Linked DNA regions of Homo sapiens: region 1 is linked to region 2. The links are chromatin loops, found by intact Hi-C in ENCODE. Cell type or tissue: gastrocnemius medialis. All regions are shown on one strand. Each heading gives the region's core, and the rest is flanking DNA. Links, peaks and the distances in the headings are about the cores only.

Region 1 (11,590 bases), core at 6,057-8,556, 1.0 Mb after region 2:
AAACAACATGACATAATTTGTGTTTATCAACATCTATATTATTCAATCACTAAGAAAGTTGCATTTTATTGCAAAGAATGGCATATGATGTATACAGAGGTACAAAAGCAGCATCCTGGAAAAAGCTGGCAGATTTCAGGGTGATTCAAAAGGCTCTGTAGAAATCTTTCTGAATCAAATTCTAACTCCAAACAGATTAACAATGTAATTATCTTTCCTGTTTTTTTCCTTTAAAATGTTTTCCTCCCTTTACTAAAGTTATTTATTGAGCATTGAACTTCCAAACCTTAGATCAGGCAGGCTGATTTTTAAAATCATTCAAAACTTGATTAGGAAAGCCAGTCAATCATTCATGATTCATCTATGTGAGATCCTATTGGTAATTAATGCAAAATCCTTAATATACGTAAAAAAAAAAATTTAAGTATGTGTGTAGATAGACAAGAGATTCCTTTTGCCAAAACAACCCTTCACTAATGATTAGATGCCACTAAACTCTTCATCAAAACCTAAGAAGAAACATCTGTTCACTGAGACATTCCCAGGAAACCCATCTTTAGTGAGCTCAGTGGGAGGGCAGAGCATGGTTTTCTGCTTAACCAGTGAATTTTATATCTGCCAAATTAAACTGTTTTCATTCTCTTTGTGACTACTATTTTATGTGATAAAATAATAACACTTCTTCCTGCCGTTTCTAGGATAGATGATAGCAGCTGTTAATCACATGATTTGCAAACCACAAGTACCAGATTTAGTAAATGCTCAGCAAGTCTGTCATCCGCAACCTTTCTGATTATTAATAAATGCAAGCTGGTATAGGCTAGAAACTTTCCTCCCACAATTCAGTTAACCTTGTTATATTAAGCTTCTTGGCTGGGTCACACCAAGCTTACTATAAACATCTCTTATTGGAACAATTCCTAAAATAGCAGAGTGACACATGCTTCTGAAAACTGTTCTTCTGTCTCACTTCTTGTTATATGAAGTCTGGTTTTCTTCTCAGAGAACAAGAGAAGACCTACAATAAATCTCTAGCTTCAAGAATTCAGGTGCCTCCAAGGTTCTTACAGTCTATAAAACTACATCACTGCGTTTCACTAACACACATTCCAAACGACCAAGCCTGAAAATGGCAGGATTAATTTAAATTTCCAAAAGCTCCATTGAAAACAATTTGAGATTTGCCTGTGGTGACAGCAACATATCTGGGGAATCTCACTTTATCACTCTCAGCTACCCATCTTTTTTCCCTATTTGTAGAGTGTTTTTCTTTTCAGATTTGTTTCAAGTTTTCAATGAACTCTGTTGAACCTCTAATATAGACTTATTGGAGGTTTGTCCCTTTTGCCACAAGCATTTTGAGGTTGAGACACAACAGAACAGCCTACATCTGATATTGCTTTTCCCTGGTTAGGGCGGTACTTTCTCGGCCTTCGATGACTAAAGGCCAGCATCAGCCAAAATTTAATTATTTCGTTGGGGAAAACTCACCACCTTATTTTCGCTTGACTTCGCCAGTGCTCCAAGAACCATCTGAGAACTGGGAAGAAAGAGTGGAGACCTACAGGTCAGATGACATGGGTGGAGCCCATTTCTACAGAGTGGCTTGGGCTGAGGTAAAAGAAGCTAGAGAAGAGAGCCGCTGATGCACTGCACCTGCCTAGGCTGGAGTTAAGGTACTAATCACAGCAGCAGTGCTGGGAAAGATGCCTAGGAAGGATGAGGATGACAGGCACTATTTTGGTGTGCTCCCCACCACAGCAATAACAGAAAGATAGTCCAGGTGCAGTGTCTTTCACCTGTAATCCCAGCACTTTGGGAGGCTGAGGTGGGAGGATCGCTTGAGCCCAGGAGTTCAAGACCAGCCTGGGCAACATGGTGAGACCCCCCCCCACCCCCGGTCCCCGCCCGGCTCTACAAAAAACAACACACTAAAGCTCATCCTGATTATACTTTCTAATCAGATGAAGGAAAATTATTTTTAAGTTAAATCTCATACTTTTTCTTTTGTTTTTTGGAAATGGAGTGTTGCTTTGTTGCCCAAGCTTGAGTGCAGTGGCACGATCTCAGCTCACTTCAATCTCTGCCTACTGGGCTCAAGCCACTCCCCCACCTCAGCCTGCCAAGTAACTGAAATGACAGGGGCATGCCACCACAGCCAGCTAATTTTTGTATCTTTTGTAGAGATGGGGTTTTGTTGTGTTGCCCAGGCTGGTCTCAAACTCCTGAGCTCAAGCGATCTACCTGCCTCAGTCTCCCAAGGTGCTGGGATTACAGGTGTGAGCCATTGCGCTCAGCCTGGTCATTATCATTTCTATCACCAGGTGAGAGCAAAGGGGAGTCAAATACTGGGGAATAAGAACTGGGGCTCTGAGTTTAAATAACCTGAGTTCAAACCCCAGTTCTGCTGCTTACTAGCTTTGTGATCTTGGACAAATTATTTAACCATATGTGCTTCAGTTTCTTCATCTGTAAAATTGCATCAATATCATGCAATGACCTCCGGGTGTGCTGCAGGGATTAAATGAGGTTAATACGCAGATGGCCCTCAGAACCATGTAGCACATTCTGAGCTCTCAGTAATGTTGTTATGATGCACTTTCTGAAACTCCTTTAACTTATCCAATACTAGAGGTCCTCTTAAAGCACCAAATAGCACCTAGAAAGAAATGACCAAGTAACCCGCTCCTCTCATTAGATTTGCTGTTTAATTTCCCATGAAATAACCTATTATAACATCCATGCTTGCGATCTGCTTATCAATCCACAGATACCGAAACTGGCAACACCCAGAGACATTTCCCTCCTAGTCATAAAGGAAGCCAGCAGCAGAGCCAGAAATAATATTCAAATTCTGGATCCACTAGACCATATTGCCCGTCTGACAAATTATACGCTTACATCCTGCTTCAGGTGAGTCTAGTATACCTGATGTTTCTCAGAGCAGTGAAAGGAATAACCTGAACAATAAATTCCAACGAACCTGTAATGAATTGCATTAACATGTTATTTCATTATTTATGTAATATTACCTCCTGACAGTTCTAATAAGGTACCCACAATGCCGGGTTCTCTACCCACTGGGAGCAAACAAGGGAACGTGCAGACGCTGGACAGCATACGATGGATGCCTGCAACTCCTGTACCTGCCCCCGAATGCCACCAGAAATATGCCATCTCTACTGAAACAGCTTTTCCAACCCTGAGCACGTTTATGAACACGGAAAAGAGTGTAAAGGGGTCAAATGCAGACTTTACAAAAAGAAACCCAAGATGGAGATTCCTGTTCGGGATATACTGCAGGTGGGGTTCATAACAACATAGTCCTTTACTTGCCAAGTAATCTGAAAGCAACTAATTAGAGAACCTGTAAGGGATGCCAATCCCAGTTTTCAAAATGGCATTTCAAGGAAATTAAATCTTATCATGTAAATAGGTCAAGAAATCCGTTTAAATAACGTATCTGCTTCTCTCTAGGTAATCTACAATGTTGTTAGACTATCAAGCCAGTAGTTTTAAATATGTGTTGGAGCTCCAGGATTAATCCCTGGTTGATCTGAGGGAGTCACTTTGTCTAACCAAATACAAATGAGGTGGGAGGTGTATGGTTGAGAGGCACTATTAGAAGAAAGGGGCCAGGTGCAGTGGCTCATGCCTGTAATCCCAGGACTTTGAGAGGCCCAGGCAGGTGGATTGTTTGATCCCATGAGTTTGAGACCAACCTGGGCAACATAGAGAAACCCTATCTCTACCAAAAATACAAAATTAGCCAGGCAGGGTGGCGCATGCCTATAAACTCAGCTACTCAGGAGGCTGAGGCAGGAGAATCACTTGAATCCAGAAGGTGGAGGTTGCAGTGAGCCAAGCCATTGCACACCAGTCTGGGCAAAGAGTGAAACTCTGTCTCAAATAAAATAAAATAAAATAAAATAAAATAGTAAATCTGCTGACCTTCCCTCCACTATTGTCCTGTGACCCTGCCAAATCCCCCTCTGCGAGAAACACCCAAGAATGATCAATAAAAAATAAAAATAAAAAATAAATAAATAAATAAAATAAAATAGTAAAAAATAAATTAGCCAGGCATGGTGGCACGCACCTGTAGTCCCGCTGCTTGGGAGGCTGAAGTGGGAGGATCAAGCTTGAGTCTGGGAAGTCGAGGCTGCAGTTAGCCAGTAGAGATTGCACCACTGCACTCCAGCCTGGGTGACAGAGCAACACCCTGTCTCAAAAACAACAATAATAAAAACAAACAAAGGAAAGAAAAGAAGAAAACCAGATAATGGACTCCTTCTCCAGTACATGCATGGCCAAACATAACTTTTATTTTTCAAAACCCACTCTATGTAAAATGCACTATTTATTTCTCATAATATACTCTTTAATGTGCTTATATTCTAGGTATCATTGCCTTTAAGTTGCTTTTTTAAATGAAGTATCATTATTATTATTATTTGAGACAGATTCTGGCTCTGTTGCTCAAGCTGGAGTGCAGTGGTGTGATCTTGGCTCACTGCAACCTCTGCCTCCCTGGTTCAGGCAATTCTCATGCCTCAGCCTCCCAAGTAAGTGGGACTACAGGCGTGCGCCAACATGCCCAGCTAATTTTTGTATTTTTAGTAGAGACAGAATTTCACTATGTTGTCCAGGCTGGTCTCTAACTCCTCAAGTGATCTGCCTGCCTCGGCCTCCCAAAGTGCCTGTGCCCAGCCTTTTAATTGGACTTTAATGTGCAAATGCAGTCTCTTCAGAAAGCCTTTTTTTCTTCTTTTTTTAAATCAGCCTACATCATGCTATGACAATTTTCATATAAAGATGCTGTCTCGGAAAGAAAAGGATTGGGAGTTTGAATGATCTATGGCTTCCATTCCAAAAAGGATTACTACAGAAGTAATTACTTTGAAAGAAAAGTGATAATATGTTTTTGGAGAAAGGTGGAAATGAAGCAAGGCCCTGAATATATTACCAAGATGCATATTACACTGAATGAAATCATCCGTTGCCCTTCCGGATCTATCCCGTGGATGCAGAGCAAGAGCAACCCATCTTTGTTCAGCATCCCAGGAGACAGGCCTCTATTGACAGCATCAGTCTGGCTCCTTTGCCCTCTGATTTCCCATTGAATGTGGCCAGTGGGAGGGCCCAGCAGATGGAGGGCCAGGAGGAGGAAGAGTCTGCAGCATTTGTTCTCCTGGCTCCCACCCTGCCAGGTCTCTGTCTGACAGTGGCTCACGCTTTTCCACAGCCCCTGTCAGGTGGCCTCTCCCAAAGTGACAGTGTTCACTTGGTTCTGTAAGTGTTTTCTCCATTGCCTCTTGCCAGGGAGGGTAATGGCTTCCTAGAGCCAGATGCCAGCACCTGAGGTTGCCCACCACCCCATGCTGTTTCCCTTAACCCTGCCTACACTTTCAAGAATTGAAACTCTTTGCAGCCTCCTTTTTTTTTTTTTTAAAAAAAGGTACTATCGATTTCCTAAAGGACCGTGAGTGATATACACTCAGAGATTCTTTTGTCATGTTACTTTCCGTAGCTCAATATGGCTGTTATCCACATTATACAAAGAACATAATACCTACCTTAAATTTTTAATATTTTGTCTTTATTCTTCAACTCTGTGTAGCATTTCCTTCTGGTTAAGAACATGCAGATAATCCAAATAAACAGATTTGACTAAAAGAAAAAAAAACTCTACTAACTTTCATATAAATTTTTTTTTTGAGAGAGAGAGAAAGGAAGTCTCACTCTGTCACCCAGGCTATAGGGCAGTGGTGCAATCACAGCTCACTGCAGCCTTGACCTCCTGGGTTCAAGCCCGATCCTCCCACCTCAGCCTCCCGAGTAGCTGGAACTACAGCCATGCTACACCTAGCTAATTTTTGTATTTTTAGTAGAGACAGGGTTTCACCCTGTTGCCCAGGCTGGTCTCAAACTCCTAAGCTCAAGAGTCTACCTGCCTTGGCCTCCCAAAATGTTGAGATTACAGTTGTGAGCCACTAAACCTGGCTAGTTTTAAAAGTTTGCTAGCTGATGCCAAATTGGTTTCCATAGAGGTTGTACCAATTTACAGTCTCACCAACAATCTGTGAGCCTGCTTGTTTCCCCACACCCTCACGAACACAATATGTTGGTCTTTGCCAATCTGATAGGTGAAATATAGCATCTCATTATTTTAATATGCATTTCTCAAGAGGCATGGTGACTCACACCTGTAATCCCAGCATTTAGGGAGGCAGAGGCAGGAGGATAGCTTGAGTTCAAGACCTGCCTGGGTGATATAGTGAGACCCCCCCCCCATTCTCCACAAAAAGGAAAAAAAAAAAGACCAAAAAACAGTGTAATTTGTGATTTCTTTCCTTATGAATATGGTTTCATGTGTTTAAAGCCATTTGTATTTCCATTTCTATGTTTTATTTGTATGCTTTGGTCATTTTTGAATGGGGCTTGATTTTATCAATACACAAAAGCTCTTTACATATTACAAGATTTAGTTCTTTGTAGGATGTGTTACAAATACATTTTCACCAGGTGTTATTTGTGTTTTTTGTTTATGGTGTTTTTGCCACACAGATTTTTAAAAATGTGCAGTCAAATTTCAATCTTCTTTCTTATACCTTCTGAGTTCGTGTTAGCCTTAGAAAGCTTTCGTGACTCAAAAATCATAAAGACATTCTCCTCTGTTTTTCTCTAGTGTCTTTGATTTAATATATTTGGAATTTATCTTTGTATAGAGAGATGAAACTATACCTTCATTATTTTTCAGATGGCTACCCAATTTTCCCTAAGAAATTACCCTACAAATATACTTGCACATATTTACAAAGATAAATGTAAAAATACACTAATTTACTAATGTTTGGAAAGGCAAAATATTTAAAATAACCTTACCATCTATCAACAGAGGACTGGTTACATAAATTTCTGTTTATTTACACACTGGAATAAAATATAGCTGTTTAAAAGAAAGATGTTCTATAAGTACTGATATGGAATCCCAAAATTATGGGCTTGTTTATAAATCAACCCTAAGCTGAAGAATAGCACTTATAGCATTTCTGATTTAAAATACAAAACAAAACAAAAAACACATACAATACAAACACAAAACATAACAGACATACACATAAATACAGAAGAAACTGGAGACAATGATAACCTTGGAAGAGAAAATTGAGGAACTAGAGGACTGGGATAGAAGAAAGAGTTAATTATTTCTGTACATTTTTGTACCATATTCATGTACAGTATCATCTATTTAAATTCACAAATAAAGGCAAGAAAAATATAGATTTTTAAAACTGAAGGTATTATGTTTATGTTTGGGTGGCTGATTCATTATCACATAATACAGATTTGTAAGATAATGTCATTTACAGTATTGAAGCCTGCCTGTTAGTTCAGCGAAACACGCTTTATACGTGTGAAAATATGGATAAGTAGCACCCTCTGCTGGTAAGTAGTTGGAAGTCATTAATAAACCTACCTATGATTTATCTTATTCTCAATGTTGTGATTACTGGTTCGTGAGCTCAAATTGTGTATCATAAGAAAGATTTTTTTTTTTTTAAAAGAAGTCCGGGCACAGTGGCTCATGGCTGTAATCCCAGCACTTTTGGAAAGCTGAGGCAGGTGGATCGCTTGAGCTCAGGAGTTCGAGACCAGTCTGTGCAACATGGCGAAACCCCCACCTCTACTTAGAAATATAAAAATTAGCCAGGCATGGTGGGTGCATGCCTGTAGTCTCAGCTACTCAGGAGGCTGAGGTGGGAGGATTGCTTGAGCCAGAGGAGGTCAAGGCTGCAGTCAGCTGTGATTGTGTCACTGCACTTGAGCCTGGGTAACAGAGCGAGACCCTGTCTCAAAAAAAAAAAAAAAAAAAAAAAAGAATGATAATATTTGGTAGCATAATATTTAAAATATCACTGTGGGGACTTTTTTAAGTTACAAAAATCACACATTTTGGTAGCAGTCCTCAATTCTAGTGCCTTAACTCTTGTCTGGGTGCAGAACTCTATTTTGATGATGTAGGAACATTGAGGATAAAATAACTTTTTAACAATAGTTGCAACTGACAATTGTCACCAATGTGTATAAAAGTAAGCATTATTGTATATGTTTGCCTTGTCTGTCTGCCTATTTTCATCATGCCCATCACCATTATAATTCATTCATTCAACAAATACTGAGTACTTGGTAGGATCAGGCATGTTGTAGTGCTAAGGATAAACAGTGAACAAAACAGACAAACTTCCTGCTCTCATACAGCTTACTTTTCACAGGGGGAGACAGAAAATTAACATAATAGGCCAAAAAATATAGCATGTTATGGGCTGATAAATGCCAAAGGAAAATATAAAAATACAAAGAATGAGTTTGGTGGGAGGTTTGCAGTTGTAGACAGGGTAGCCCAGGAAGGGCTCTCCAGGAGGCATATTTGAGTAAAGACCTGAGGAAGTGAAGGAACTGGGGAGAGGACACTTGAGGAAATGTATTCAGGCAGAAGGAAGGGCAGATGCAAAGGACCTGAGGTGCAAGTGTGCCTGACATGGCCAAGAAACAGCAAGGAGGTCAGCGGGGCTGGAGTGACCTGAATACAGGGGAGAGTGGCAGGAAATGAGGGCGGAGCACTAATGCCAGGGGAAAATTATACAGGATCTTAGGGTTATAGGACATTGGCCTTTGCTCTAAGGGAGATGGGACGCCTCTGGAGAATTTTAAACGGAGCAGAATTGTGCTCTGAATAAATGAATAAATTGAAGAGAGTCTGAAGAGAGTTAACGGCAGAAATAGTGAGACAAGTTAGACGTTTACAGCAATAATCCAGGGCCAGGCACAGTGGTTCATGCCTGTAATCCCAACACTTTGGAGGCCAAGGTAGGAGGATCATTTGAGCCCAGGAGTTTGAGACCAGCCTGGGCAACACAGTGAGACCCCATCTCTACAAAAAATAAAAGTTAAAAAATCAGCTGGGCATGGTGGCATGCACCTGTAGTCCCAGCTACTCAGGAGGCTAAAGAGGGAGGATCGCCTGAGTCTGGGAGGTCGAGGCTGCAATGAGCCATGATTGTGTCACTGCATTCCAACCTGGTTGACAGAGCAAGACCCTATCTCAAACAAGCAAACAAACAAACCCAAAAAACTCCACAATATTTCTAGAGGAGAAATGATGACAGTAAATTGTAGATAGATAGATAGAGAGAGAGAGAGATAGAGAGAGAGAGAGGGAGATAGACTGTTAGATGAGACAGAATATGTTAGCAGACCAAATGTGGGTATGAGAATAAGAGAGTAATAAAGAATGACTTCAAGATTTTGACCTCAGCAACGGGAAAAATGTAGCTGCCATTGATTGAGATGGTTTCGAGAACAGGAGGAATACCAGGAGCTGTTTTAGAATGTGAAGTCTGAGATGCTATTAAGGCCAGGCATGGTGGCTCAAGCCTATAATCCTAGTACCTTGGGAGGTCAAAGTGGGAGGATCACTTGACCTCAGGTTCAAGACCAGACACAGTGAGACTTTGCCTCTATTAACTTAAAAAAAAAAGAGGCTATTAAATATTCAGGTGAATGAAAAGCCCCTTAGGGTTGCTTTTCACCCAGTTCACTCAGAGTAATTTGTTTTTCTTTGTTTGTTTTAATTGAGAAGTCAAAATTGCATGCATTTATGGTGTACACCATGCGGTTTTGATATATGTACATATTGTGAAATGACTATATCAAGCATTTAACATATGCTTTATTCCACATGCTTATCATTTGTGTGTGTGTGACTAGAACACCTAAACTCTACTGTCTTAAGCAATTTTCAAGCATACAATATATTGTTGTTAACTATAGTCACCATGATATACAATAGATCTTTCGAACTTATTTCTTCTGAAATCTTATGCCCTTTGACCAATATCTCCCCAATCCTCCCACCAAACCCAGAATAGTTCTTTATTGTCCTATTTTATGTATTAATCTTGTACATAAAATGCATTTGTAGGCCAGGCACGGTGACTCACACCTGTAATCTCAGTACTTCGGGAGGCTGAAGTGGGAGGATTGCTTGAGCTCAGGAGTTTGAGACCAGCCTGGACAATATAGCGAGACCTCATCTCTAAAAAATAATAAAATAAAATAAAATAAAAATAAAATGCGTTTGTATAAAGTACAAAGTCAAAAAAATGAAGTGGAAATGTCAAATAGGAATTTGGATATACGTCTGGATTCAAGGGAGAGGTTTTGGGTCGAAGATAAAAATCTGGGAGTCCTGAGCCTACAGGTGGCACTTCGAGCTGCGAGAGCTCTTGAGATCACCCAGGGTGTGAAGGCAGACAGAGAAGGGAAGTCCAGGGCTGAGCCCTACTGCACATCAGCACTCACCAGTCTGAATGATGACATGAGGAGGAACTAGCAAGAGACTGAAAAGGAACAGCAGAAAGGTAGGTGGAAAATCAGGTGAGTGCAGTGTCCTGGAAGCCAAGTGGACAAAGCATTTTACGGAGAAGAAAGTAATGGGCTGCTGATAGGACAAGTAAAATGAGGACTATGAAACGATCTTGGATTAGTAGTGAAGGAGGAGGTAATTGGTGATCTTGATGAAAGCAATTTCATTATAACTTGTTCAAAAGTGAATGGGGGAGAGAAATGAGAAACTGCCAAGATGGATACTGCTTTTTAAGAGTTTGCTGTGGGCCAGGCGCGGTGGCTCACGCCTGTAATCCCAGCACTTTGGGAGGCTGAGGTGGGCGAATCACCTGAAGTCAGGAGTTCAAGACCAGCCTGGACAACATGGTGAAACCCCGTCTCTACTACAAATACAAAATTAGCTGGGCGTGGTGGCTCATGACTGCAATTCCAGCTACTTGGGAGGCTGAGGCAGGAGCATCGCTTGAACCCGGGAGGCAGAGGTTGCAGTGAGTGAAAATTTTGCCATTACACTCCAGCCTGGGCAACAAGGGAGAAACTCTGTCTCAAAAAAAAAAAAAAAAAAAAAAATTGCTGTAAAAGGAAGGAAAGAAATGGATACTAGCAGACAGAGAAGTGGAGTTAATGGAGTTTTTGTTTTAGTTGGGAGAAATAACTGCATGTTTGCATGTTTATGGGAATTATCATCAGGAGGGGGAGACTGAGGATGCAGAAGAGAGAGATGAGAATGGCAGAACCTGTCCTTGAGCATGAGTCAGGGGTGACTCTAAGTGCACAGGTGGTGGGACTTCACCAGCAGCAGAGACAGGTGATTCCTAAGAAGAAGGGAAGGTTGGAGTGTGGGCACAGGTGCAGATGGGCAGTTATAGGGGAGGGAGGTGGGGATGATTTCTTCTGATTGCTTCAACTATCTCAGCAAAGCTGTAGGGAGGAAGTGTTAAATAAGGGAGAGGAGAAAGTATAAAATAATCTAGGGGAGAATGTGAGAGAGAAGGGATTAGGGAAACACTGTATGACTGCTGGGCAGCATGAAAGACTGCATGAAAATTCATGGTCCCAAATTTAATAGGAGAGCAGCTAGCACAGTTTTATGTCTTTTAACTGCATGGCTGCAGGCACGGAGCAGGTGGGGAGTTGCAGTTAACTAGGGGTGTGATCTATCCAAGCAAGTATGATGTGA
Region 2 (11,590 bases), core at 3,427-5,926:
ATTGACACATCTCCCCTCACTCCTACTCCTTCACCCCCAAATCCCAGCTAATGCTGTGATTATCTTAGTTGAACAGTGTGCCACGTGCTTACCATTTGCCCACCTCACTCCAGCCCGTTCTTCAACTACTCCCCACCTTTGTGAGGCAGCCACATCTCCCTGCCCTGCCATGTATTGCTTCCTCTGCTTGGAACATCTTTCTCCCCACTCCACCACCACCTCCCTGCTAGCTTGCTGGGGTCTGGTCGACATGATGGTGGTGGGGAGAAGGCACCAGCAGATCCAAGTGCTTCCTCTTTGCTAGGCACATACAACGACTCAGAATAATCCACTGAGGTCATGTTTTTATTCTCATCCCCATTTTACAAATGAGGCCCTGGAGGCTCAGAAAGGTGAACTAGTTGGAGACAATACAACTGGTAGGAGATGGGAGCTGAGATCTGAGTGGAGGCTGATTTGAGAGTCCTGGCATTCAACCTTTATCTGGAAGGTGGCAAACTTGACAGGGACAAGGCAGATGTGCATATTAAATGCAAAGAAACAGTTTTCACCTCCACAAAGAAATATGCCATTAAAAAATTTCAATACTTGGCTCTACGTTTCTTTCTTTCTATGAAGATGGATACTATTCATCTTATGCCTCTATCATTAAAAAAAAGAAACCCAACAGTGTTTGCAGAACTTATTTCCTTTTTCCCTCCAAAATAACAATCTGGATAATCATATTAATATCATTTTTCTAGCAAAACCACTTACATTCTAGAAAATGCTAATGTGCTTTTAGCATGAAAGAATGAAAATAATACCTAAGCTTTAACACAAATATAGTGGAAAAATATAAAAAGATGTGGAAGATCTCATTATTCTTGTCATTTTATATTGTGAAATCAAAAACATGCTATAAAACAATTTGTGGGTTTTCTGTTATGACCTGAAAGATCACAATTTTTACTTAGTGCTTCAATACATACATGAGAAAATACCAAATTCTTTTGCTCAAAGGAACTCCAGCATACCTTGAAATGGCCTGAGAGCTGAGCCTCAGTTTTGGTAAGAATGTGGTCTCCCACTGATCAACTTGATCCCCTCTGGTCTCATTACAGAGTATTTATGATTCAGCTGAACCATTTAGCAACATTTAAACCATCCTTAGTATTTACCTCAGGGGAAAAGTCACATTTCAAGGATAGTTGAAGTATCTAATATATTTAGTTGCTACTCTAAAGAAGACAGGCCTGCTTGAAAACAAGATCACAGCATACATTGCTCTCTGCAGGACCTCTGTGGGTAGGAAGCTCTTTCTTTTAACTGATTATGTAATATTTTAGCTTTGGTAGTAAAAGATTCCAGATGTTTACTCTAACAGCTTTGTAGACACATGGGGATTGATGTTAGACACATAATCACTGGTTTTGGAGCAGGGCCAATTGTGTACATACGCTGTTTAATTATGTTGACACTCCAGACATTTCAAACATCAACAGAATTTCTCAGCTCATATTCCCATTATGATTCCTGCTTTAAATGATTATAGATGGGTATGGAAACTGGGCATTACGCATGCTAATGAAATCTATCTAGCTCTTTTCACTTTTAATAGATTTGGAGGTTTCATGGGTTAAAACTCCCTTAAGCTATAAATTGCAGGTAAATATAATAAAAAAACTGCCAGGAAACATTTCCCTCAGAATTTTTTGTTGCATGCTAATGTAGCAATTTCAAAAAAATTTGTCATTGTTCTCCTTCCTAAAAATTCACATGTCACAAGGGAACCTTTGACTCAGCCATGAAACAGTCCCAAGAGTCCTAGAACTTGACTTTGGGAAATACTTCTCCATACAAACAGTGCTAGAAGTTTGTTTTCTATCAACATTCCAAAGTTTGTTACCTAGATGATTTGGAACAACCTGCTATGAGTACGAAAAACATACACAGAATTTTAATGTATATTAATGACTCAAATTTCTCCCACTTCCTTTCGGGGAAAATGAAGCAATAACATACACAATATTCCCATAAACTTTTTAAAAGACATTTCAAAGTTTTATATGTGAAAATGCAAAATGACTAGCTCATCACAAGAAAGGATAAACTGGGCTAACAAACTGCTACAAACTGAAGGACCTTTTCAAAAAAGCAAGCTCAATGGAAAATTCCCTGATTGGTAAATTTTCCAGATACAAAATTTCCAAGCATCTCAAGACCATAGTTCTCCTAAGTCACTACTTCTGGGATATGGGAAGTTTCCTTCATGTACTGTAAGCTGCTGACATCATGCACATAAATGTAAACCAAAACATGTATTTCATCAAAGTAACTAACATGATGATGAGAAACAGGATATTTTGAAACATATTTATAAGCAAAACATATAGGTCAGATTAAGCCATTGAAGCATCTCCTCAGATTTTTTAGATTACTCTGAATAAGAAATATTTTCAAAAATGATGGAAATATCTGTAGTTTTACATGTGTGGCTGCTATTGAAATCTCTATTAACCCTCTTTTTCTCAAGTTCTCCCATTCCCACTCTGATCCCGCAGACCCTACCTAACAAGTGCCTTTAGAAGCAGGCAAGCATTTTCTAGTCCTCTATTTTAAGTCTCTCAGACCACCAACTACTTACCATTCTTACTGCCAACAGCAATAGTTCCAAACCTTTATCATCTCAGGTCCTTATAATTTTATAGTTGCTTACACCTCTCTGTGATCCACCTGGCACACTGCCACCAAATCTGACCCTGCCCTCAGTTGGGCTCAAATCCTGTTAGTAACTCTACTGGGCCTGTGGCAGAAGCTTAACAAAGGGCTGCTGATTGAGTTCAAGAACTCTACACTGATTTCACACCATCATGATGAGGATGGATGGGTCTCACGTGTAACGATGAGCCAAAATATACTTTGAGAATCCAAGTTAAATGGCAGTGTTTAGAAAAAAAAATACTGAAACAATCTAGCATCTTGGGGTGTTGGAATTTTAAAGGTTTGACAATTGGCAAAATCAAAGTAATCCAGAAATCTAACCCAATGTACTGGCAGAGTATCACAAACCCTCATAATACCTCAAAAAAAAATGGGGCAGGGGGAGTCTACAAGTTAAATTTGGCACCAAGTTACTAGTTGTAAAATAAAGCTTATTTGATTGTTGTCTCAGGCATTACGTAACTGTAAAGAGTCTTCATTTATACTGAAAGCTGCAGCAGTAAAAGCTGCAGACATATTTAAGAAGAAATATCATATTTCCTACTGCTTCAACTCACTGTTCCTGACCATCTTGAAGGGGTCTGCAAGTTATGGCCCGCTACCTGGTTTGTAAATAAAGTTGAATTGAAAACAGTCGGGTTCATTCATTTACGTACTGTCTATGGCTGCTCATGTGCTACAATGAAGTTGAGTAGTAACAACAGGGACCATATTGCCTGCAAAGCCTAAAATATTTATTTACCTAGCCCCAAAACCAGGCACTTGTCTGGTACAGTATGGGTGAGGAAATACTTTTTAAGTCCTAACTTTGTTCCAGAAGTTAATCTGGGCTGCTTATCTACTAAAATCTAAGTTTAGGAAAAAAAAAAAAGATAACTTCGGGGATGTCTATTTGGTTTGAAAAGAAAGAAGTTAAATATTATTCACTTGACTAACATGTATTTCTAAGTGGGAATTTCTGTTGCACTGCAACATCTCAGCATTTTTACTATGGCATTAGTAACAGCACTGCAGAGCATCACAGGCTGTAAAAACATTTCCATGTGTGATAGACAAAAACCCAATACCGGAATAAAAGGAATAGAATCCATCTTATCCGGACAAGTGGTTTTAAAAAGTCATCCTACAGAGCCCTGCAGAACTTTCATTGAAAACAAGCACAATTACATGGAATGAATTTGTTTCTGCTTCTTGTAGCCCCTCTACCTGGGCTTATAAACCATGAGAAAGAAGGAAGATTTACACTGTCACAGAAAATACTTAAAAACCAAGGCTTTTGAATAAAATGAGTTTTTATTTTCTCCTGAATAAAACATTATTTGGATCATGGGGGGAAAAAAACCTACTAAGAATTATTTTATCACTAAGTGTAATTAATACAAGTCACTATAATGTTTATCAATTATATACTAGAAAACAAATGAACTGAAATCAACTTTGAGACAATTTAGACATACGGTATCATAATCAAAATCCCAAGAGAAAGATACTTTATCTTTTTGCCACATTTTATTTCAAAATTTATTTTTACAAAAAATAAATTAGTTGCCCTAAACTCTTTTTAAATAAAGTGATGCACAAATAAGCAAACCAGCAAAGACTGTAATAAAAACAAAACTGACGATTTGGTGGTCATTTACTGGCAGACTAAACAAGTTAAGAATAAATATCTCTGAGGAAGCAAGCCAATTAAATGTTGGTTAGATGGCTGATTCAAAGATAAATAGTAGCCAGGAGTATAACTCGGACGTCATAGTTTGAGATTGATTTTTTTTTCCTTTAACCAGTGGGTAAAACTGTTTTTCTGTTATAATAATAATGGTCAACATTTAAACCAACAGAGAAGTTTTAAGTTTTAATAACAAAAGAGTGCCAAGGAAATGATCTTGTTCCTCAGAACAAAAAATAATCTGTTAAGGAAATATTTTGGATCTCAAATTAAGGCCAATCATGAGTACAGAGCACAGCTGATGATTAACAGAAGATGCCGCATTTAAACACGGTGGCAGAAGACACTGATTTACTTCTAATGAATATATAGTACATTATAAAAAGTGACAAAACATAAACATATGAATATAATGTAAACAACAGTAAAAAGAAATCTTTTTGTTTCTTGAAATTGGGGCTTATGGTTTTAGCCACCAGAGGTCACCCTTCCCCAGACAGATTAAAAAGCAGGGCTTCTGAAGCACTGTCACTTACTGTGTATTTGTTAAAGGAATACAATAAAAAATAACATGGGTTGTCAATGTTCTTCTTTCCCCAGCTAAAACATATGTGAGGCTAGACCTGCCCCACACCTCTCCCTAATGCAGACATGCTGGTAATGGAGAAGAGGAGAGCTGCAAACAGCCTGAGAGGCTAAAGTGATCTACATGATAGACATGAGAAAAATCACTGAGGGGCGAGGGACAGGATGCAGTTCCCTGGTAGAAGAGAGACTTGTGGAATAGCACCATGCTAATGAGGGATAATGGAGAAAACTGGAAGAGGTTTCCAGAATTCTTACTGTTATCATAAACACAACCACTCCTGGACATTCTTCAACTAACACTGCAGTAAAATTTTATACGGCTTTTTTCAATTAGTTTTGCATGTCAAACCTAAGTATCGTGCACCAAATTTGGCTTTTTTTAAAAAAGCAAATTAGCCAGGGTTCCTCCAGAATTCAACATATACTTTTACAATAGAATTGGAGAGAAAGAGATCTTTAATCTATCCTAGTGCCTTGTACAAAATATACTCAGCAAATACTCTTCCTCATTCATCCCTCCTTACATATAATAAAGAGACCTTTAATTCATCATAGCACCTTATACAAAATATACCCAGTACACTCTTCCTCATTCACCCCTCCTTACATATAATACAAGAAGGAGCTGACAACCAAAAGTTTCAACCTCTTTTGTTTCAATTCTGTTAGTTAAGAGGGCCCAATTCTATTTATTGTCACTTACCGTAGCTGCAAGAAGTAAAATTCAAAGGTTAGAGTGGTTTTTAATAATTTCATGTACGTGGCCAAGGAACATGTAGACATTTATGATTACCAAGAAATTACAACCTTCCAAAGCACAGTATTTATTCCATGTAGCACCAAAGGAAATCCCAAAGAAAAGGTACTTAGCAGCCTAGTAGAAGTCCTTAGCAATTTCTTTGTGAAATACTTGGTTAGAATTCATTGTCTCACATTCCAACACACTGGCAAATAAGGTTATCACACATCATCATATCTTTTGATACCTAACAACTTTTTTCTCTAACTACATAGGAAAAGTACGCTCATTAAAAGATATTCAGAAAATGAAAAAGGCTTTTAGAAAATAAAATCACCTATACTTCCAAAGAGTACAGGGAAAGAAAATGAAGTTCTGAGTGAAACACTTTTAAAACACACAAATTAAATTTATACAGTCTCAAATTCTTTTAATTATAATTCATCCACATTATTCCCAAATCAACTATAATCTGTCCCCTGCTTTACCAATGACATAGTTCCAACAGGTTCACCAAGACCCCGATGCTGCATGGGCTTTCTTCATACTGTTTCCTATTTCCTTGCACCATCTTTGATGTCCCCAGAGCATCTGCACAGCTGACGTTCCTCACAGCCACTCCTTTGTCCTGACTTCTACATCCCGTTTTCCATGGCTTCTCCCACCCATCTGGTCATTCCCCTCTGTCATCTTCTGGGCTGTTCTTTTTCAGGCTAACATTATTGAATTTCTGGCTCAGTCCTCTATGCTTCTCATTCTATCCCCTCTCTCCCTAGGTGACCAAAGTAACACTCATGGCTTCAACAACTGAAACTACATGTTGATGTGCCTAACACATAATAGGTGCTTAATAAATGTTTAATCTTATCAATGGCTTAATGATTAGTAACTTTCCAATCTAATCTCCAGGAAATTCTCAGCTCCAAGGCCACAACCACACAGCAGAAGTCTCTTAGCACAGTTGAGACTGGTAACTGGCTGGTTAATCATAAAAGCAGGTTAAAGCAGTGAATCATGAAAACATGAAAGCATTTTGTACACTTAACTTTAACCAGATAAATACCCATTCATCTGCCAATATTTTTATAGTCAGGCCAACTCTTAAGTGAGGGCCTGCTGACCCTTCAGTGTCTTTCTTGCCTAAATCATACCCATGGTGAATTATCGGTGCTATCCAGCTTCTGTTTGTTTGTTTAAACAACAGCTTTACTGAGATATCATTAACATGCCATACAATTCACTTTAAGGCATACAGCTTGATAGTTTAAATATATTCACAAAATTATGGAACTATCACCAGTTACTTTTGGGACATTCTCATTACCCAAAAAATAACCCACATACCTATTAGCATTCACTGCCCATTTCCCATCAAATCCCCAGCCATAGGCGATCATTTACTTCCTTTCAGTCTCTATGGATTTGCCTACTCTGGATATTTCATATAAATAAAATCATACATGTGGTCAAGAATCATCCATATTGTAGTAAATATCTGTATTTCATTTTTTTATTGCCAAATAATATTTCATTGTATTGTTATATCACATCTATTAATTCAGATCATTTGGGTTGTTTCTATTTTTGGCTATTATGAATAATGCTGCTATGAACATTCATGTACAACTTTTTGCATGGACATATATTTTAACTTCACTTGGGTATGTAATTAGGAGCAGAATTGCTGGGTCATATGATAACTCTATGTGTAACATTTTCAAGAACTGCCAGACTGTTTTTCAAGGTAGCTGTAATATTTTACATTCCCACCAACAGTGTATGAGAGTTCTTATTCTTCACAATCTCACTCACACTCCTTATTAGCTGCCTTTTAAAATTAATATTACGCCTATAATCCCAGCACTTTGGGGGGCCGAGGTGGGCGGATCACTTGAGGTCAAGAGTTCAAGACCAGCCTGGGCAACATGGTGAAACCCTGTCCCAACTAAAAATATAAAAATTAGCCGGGCATGGTGGTGTGTGCCTGTAATCCTAGCTACTTGGGAGGCTGAGGCAGGAAAGTCACTTGAACCCGGGAGGTGGAGGTTGCAGTGAGCTGAGATCACGCCACTGCACTCCAACCTGAGCAACAAAGCGAGACTCCATCTCAAAAAATAAAAAATAAACTAACTAATATTACAGCCAACTTAGTATGAAATCATATCTTATTTTCATTTTCATTTCTCTGAAGGCTAATAACGTCAAACATCTTTTCATTTGCTGATTGGCCATTTGTACATAGATATTTGTCTACTGAGATACTTTGTCAATTTTCTAATGGGACTATTTGTCTTTTTTACGATGAAGTTCTTATATACTCTAAAAACAAGCTCCTTATCAAATTATTTGCAAATATTTTCCCATTAAAGTTGTCTTTTCACTTTTGATGGTGTCATGTGAACACAAATCTTTAATTCTGATGATGTCCTGTTTACCTATCTTTTCTTTTGTTGCTTGCACATTTGATGTCATTTCTAAGCAACTACTATTTAATTCAGGATCAAGAGGATTTATGCCTAAGTTTACGTCTATGAGTTTTATAGTTTTTCTTCTTACATTTAAGTCTTTGATCTACTTAATTTTTATATACGTGTATATAGGGGGCTAACTTCACTCTTTTGCACTTGGATATCCAACAGATCCATGAACATGAGATGTCTTTTTTTTTATTTTGGTCTTTAATTTCTTTCAACAATGTATTATAGTTTTCAGTGTATAACTTTTGCAATTTTTTGTGAAATTTATTCCTAAGCATTTTATTCTTTTTGATATTATAAATAGAAATATTTTCTGAATTTCATTTTTCAATTGTTTACTGATAGTATATAGAAATGCAATTAAATTTTGCATACTGATCTTGTATCCAGCAATCTTGTTGAATAGTTCTAATAGGTTTTTAATGAATTCCTTAAGATTTTTCCATATGCAAGGTAGTATTCTCTGCAAACAGAGTTAGTTCTTTTTCCTTTCCAATCTGAATGCTTTTTTTTTTTTTTTTTTGAGACAGAGTCTCACTCTGTCGCCCAGGGCTAGAGTGCAGCGGTGCGATCTCGGCTCACTGCCAGCTCCATCTCCCGGGTTCACGCCATTCTCCTGCCTCAGCCTGCCGTCCCGAGTACCTGGGAATACAGGCGCCCGCCAACACGCCTGGCTAATTTTTTGTATTTTTAGTAGAGACGGGGTTTCACTGTGTTAGCCAGGATGGTCTCGATCTCCTGACCTCGTGATCTGCCCGCCTCGGCTTCCCAAAGTGCTGGGATTACAGGCGTGAGCCACCACGCCTGGCCCTGAATGCCTCTTATCTCATGTTCTTGCCTAAGTGTCTCGCCTAAAACCTCCATCACAATGTTGAATAGAAATGGCAAGGGTGGAAATCCTTCTTTCTGATCTTCAGGAGAAAGCATTCAGTCTTTTGGCTGCGTGTGTGCGTGTGTTTATATGCCATTCATCAGGTTGACAAAGTTCCCTTCTATTCCTAGTTTGTTGAATGTTTTTTATCATAAAGAGGTGTTGAATTTTGTCAAATGCTTTTTTTATTGAAATAATCATGTAGTTTTTGTTCTTTATTCTATTGATGTAGTGTATTAAATTGACTTTTTTTTTTGAGACGGAGTCTCGCTCTGTTGCCCAGGCTTTGGAGTGCAGTGGCACAATCTTGGCTCACTGCAAGCTCCGCCTCCCAGATTCATGCTGTTCTCCTGCCTCAGCCTCCCAAGTAGCTGGGGCTACAGGCGCCCGCCACCACGCCCGGCTAATTTTTTGTATTTTTTAGTAGAGACAAGGTTTCACCATGTTAGCCAGGATGGTCTTGATCTCCCGAACTAGTGATCCACCTGCCTCAGCCTCCCAAAGTGCTGGTATTACGGGCGTGAGCCACAGCGCCCGGCCTAAATTGACCTTTTATATGTCTAACCAACCCTTGCATTCCTAGGAAAAATCTCACTTGGTTACAGTGTACAGTCATTTTTATACACTGCTAAATTTAGTTTGCAAGTGTTTTTTGAGAATTTTTGCATCTGTATTTATTTAAAAATTGCTGTGTAGTTTTCTTGTAAAGTTTTGTCTGGTCTTGGTATCAGGGTAATTCTGGCCTCGCAGAATGAGCTGAGACATGTTCTATCCTACTTTTGGAAGAGTTCATGAAGAATTGGTATTAACTCTTGCTAAAATGTTTGGCAGAATTTACCAGTGAAGCCATTTGGACGGAGACTTTTCTTTGTGAGGAGATCTTTATTCCAATGAGATACAGAAATGTTACTCCAGGCTGGGCGTGGTGGCTCATATCTGTAATCCTAGCATTTGGGGAGGCTGGGGTGGGAAGATTGCTTGAGGCCAGGAGTTCAAGACCAGCCTGGGCAACAGAGCAAGACCTCATCTCAATTCAAAATTTAAAAAAAGAAAATAATGAATTGTTATTCCAGTACAAGTATTTCCTCTTCCCAGTTTTTGTGTCTTTATTGTGATACATACTATGTAAGACAATATCTATGTACCTTACAAACCCCAAAATAAGCCATTACACTTATTACTTTGTAGAATTATTTGACTATCAAATAAATGAGCTGAGGTAAGTAAGAATGGCAAGCATATAGACAGAATTTGCTATGTTAATCTTATTTACCATTCCTCGTTCTCTTCATTTCTTCCTGTGGATTTATCATGTGGTATAATTTCCTTATTCCAATACATCTTTGCATCACCTATCATCTCCTTTGTGTTGGTGTTATGAAATATATTACATCTCCATCTTTTGAAAACTCAACAATCAAATCTATACTTTTTTTATAATTTCTTTTAAAATCAGTTACTAGAATAAAAAAAGAACAAACACACATCTATACTATCTTTTGTAATTAACTAATTACCTTTCCTGTTTTTTTTTGTTTTTTGTTTTTTTTGTTTTTAATGCGGATTCAAATTACCGTCTGGAGTTACTTGCTTTTATCCCAAATAACTTCCTTTAGTATTTCTTGTTAAGATGGATCTGTTAACAACAAATTCTCTCAAGTTCAGTTGATCTGGAAATGTGTTCATTTTGCATAAAATTGTTAGTTAAAAATTCTTTTTCAGCTTTTTGAAAGTGATCCCACTCACTGACTTCTGATTTTCATTGTTTCCGATGAGAAGTCAGCTATTAATCTTAATGTTTCCTTTTAAGCAATAACACTTTTCTATTGCTGCTTTTTAAGATTTTCTCTTTATCTTTCAGCATTTTTACTATGATGTGTCTCTTTGTGTTTATCTTACTTGGAAATTGTTGAGCTTTTTGAGTGTATAATGTTTTCTATCAAATCTCAGAAGTTTTCAGCTACTTCTTTTAATTTTTTTATTCCTTTTTCTTCCCTCTCTCCTTGTAGTACTCCCATTACATAGGTCAGTGCCCTTAATGATGTCCATATTTTTCTCTGAGGCTGTGTTCATTTTTCTTCATTCCTTTTTCTGTCTTTTGAATTGCATAATCTTTACCTATCTATCTTCAGGCTCATTAGTTATTTCTTCTACCAGTTGAAATCTACTGGCCAGGCATGGTGGCTCACACCTGTAATCCCAGCACTTTGGGAGGCCGAGGTGGGTGATCACCTGAGGTCGCGAGTTTGAGACCAGCCTGACCAACATGGAAAAACCCCGTCTCTACTAAAAATACAAAATTCAAAATTACAGGCTGTGAAGGCACATGCCTGTAATCCCAGCTACTCGGGAGGCTGAGGCAGGAGAACTGCTTGAACCCGGGAGGCGGAAGTTGCAGTGAGCCGAGATCGCGCCATTGCACTCCAACCTGGGCAACAAGAGCATAAAACTCTGTCTCAAAAAAAAAAGAAAGAAAGAAATCAACTGTGGAGCCCCTTTAGTAAATTTTTTTTGTTATTATACTTTTTACTCTAGAATTTCAA

The links. Peaks named below come from ENCODE experiments on the same cell type or tissue, not always from the same donor. Only the 100,000 strongest peaks of a DNase experiment are listed, where the experiment ranks them.
Region 1: a loop joins it to region 2, with 5 times the contacts of the local background. A loop is called at or near these places in 5 of 110 quality-filtered maps.

The regions. Positions count from the first base shown.
Region 1 is chr12:24,987,520-24,999,109 of GRCh38, reverse strand. It overlaps LINC02909 (long intergenic non-protein coding RNA 2909), which reads left to right and starts at 1,645. Exons shown (of 4, transcript NR_171024.1): 1 at 1,645-1,878; 2 at 2,771-2,913; 3 at 3,043-3,303; 4 at 4,783-5,686. It also overlaps a transcript of IRAG2 not described here. RefSeq lists enhancers at 597-706, 957-1,086. In gastrocnemius medialis, for the core only: a CTCF peak has its summit at 7,446 (motif pointing left); no DNase peak of the experiment used is centred there.
Region 2 is chr12:26,022,672-26,034,261 of GRCh38, reverse strand. The region is part of intron 2 of RASSF8 (Ras association domain family member 8); the gene reads right to left. Among named protein-coding and RNA genes, the nearest start is that of RASSF8-AS1, 69 kb to the right of the region's middle. In gastrocnemius medialis, for the core only: a CTCF peak has its summit at 4,845 (motif pointing right); no DNase peak of the experiment used is centred there; H3K27ac peaks cover 372 bases.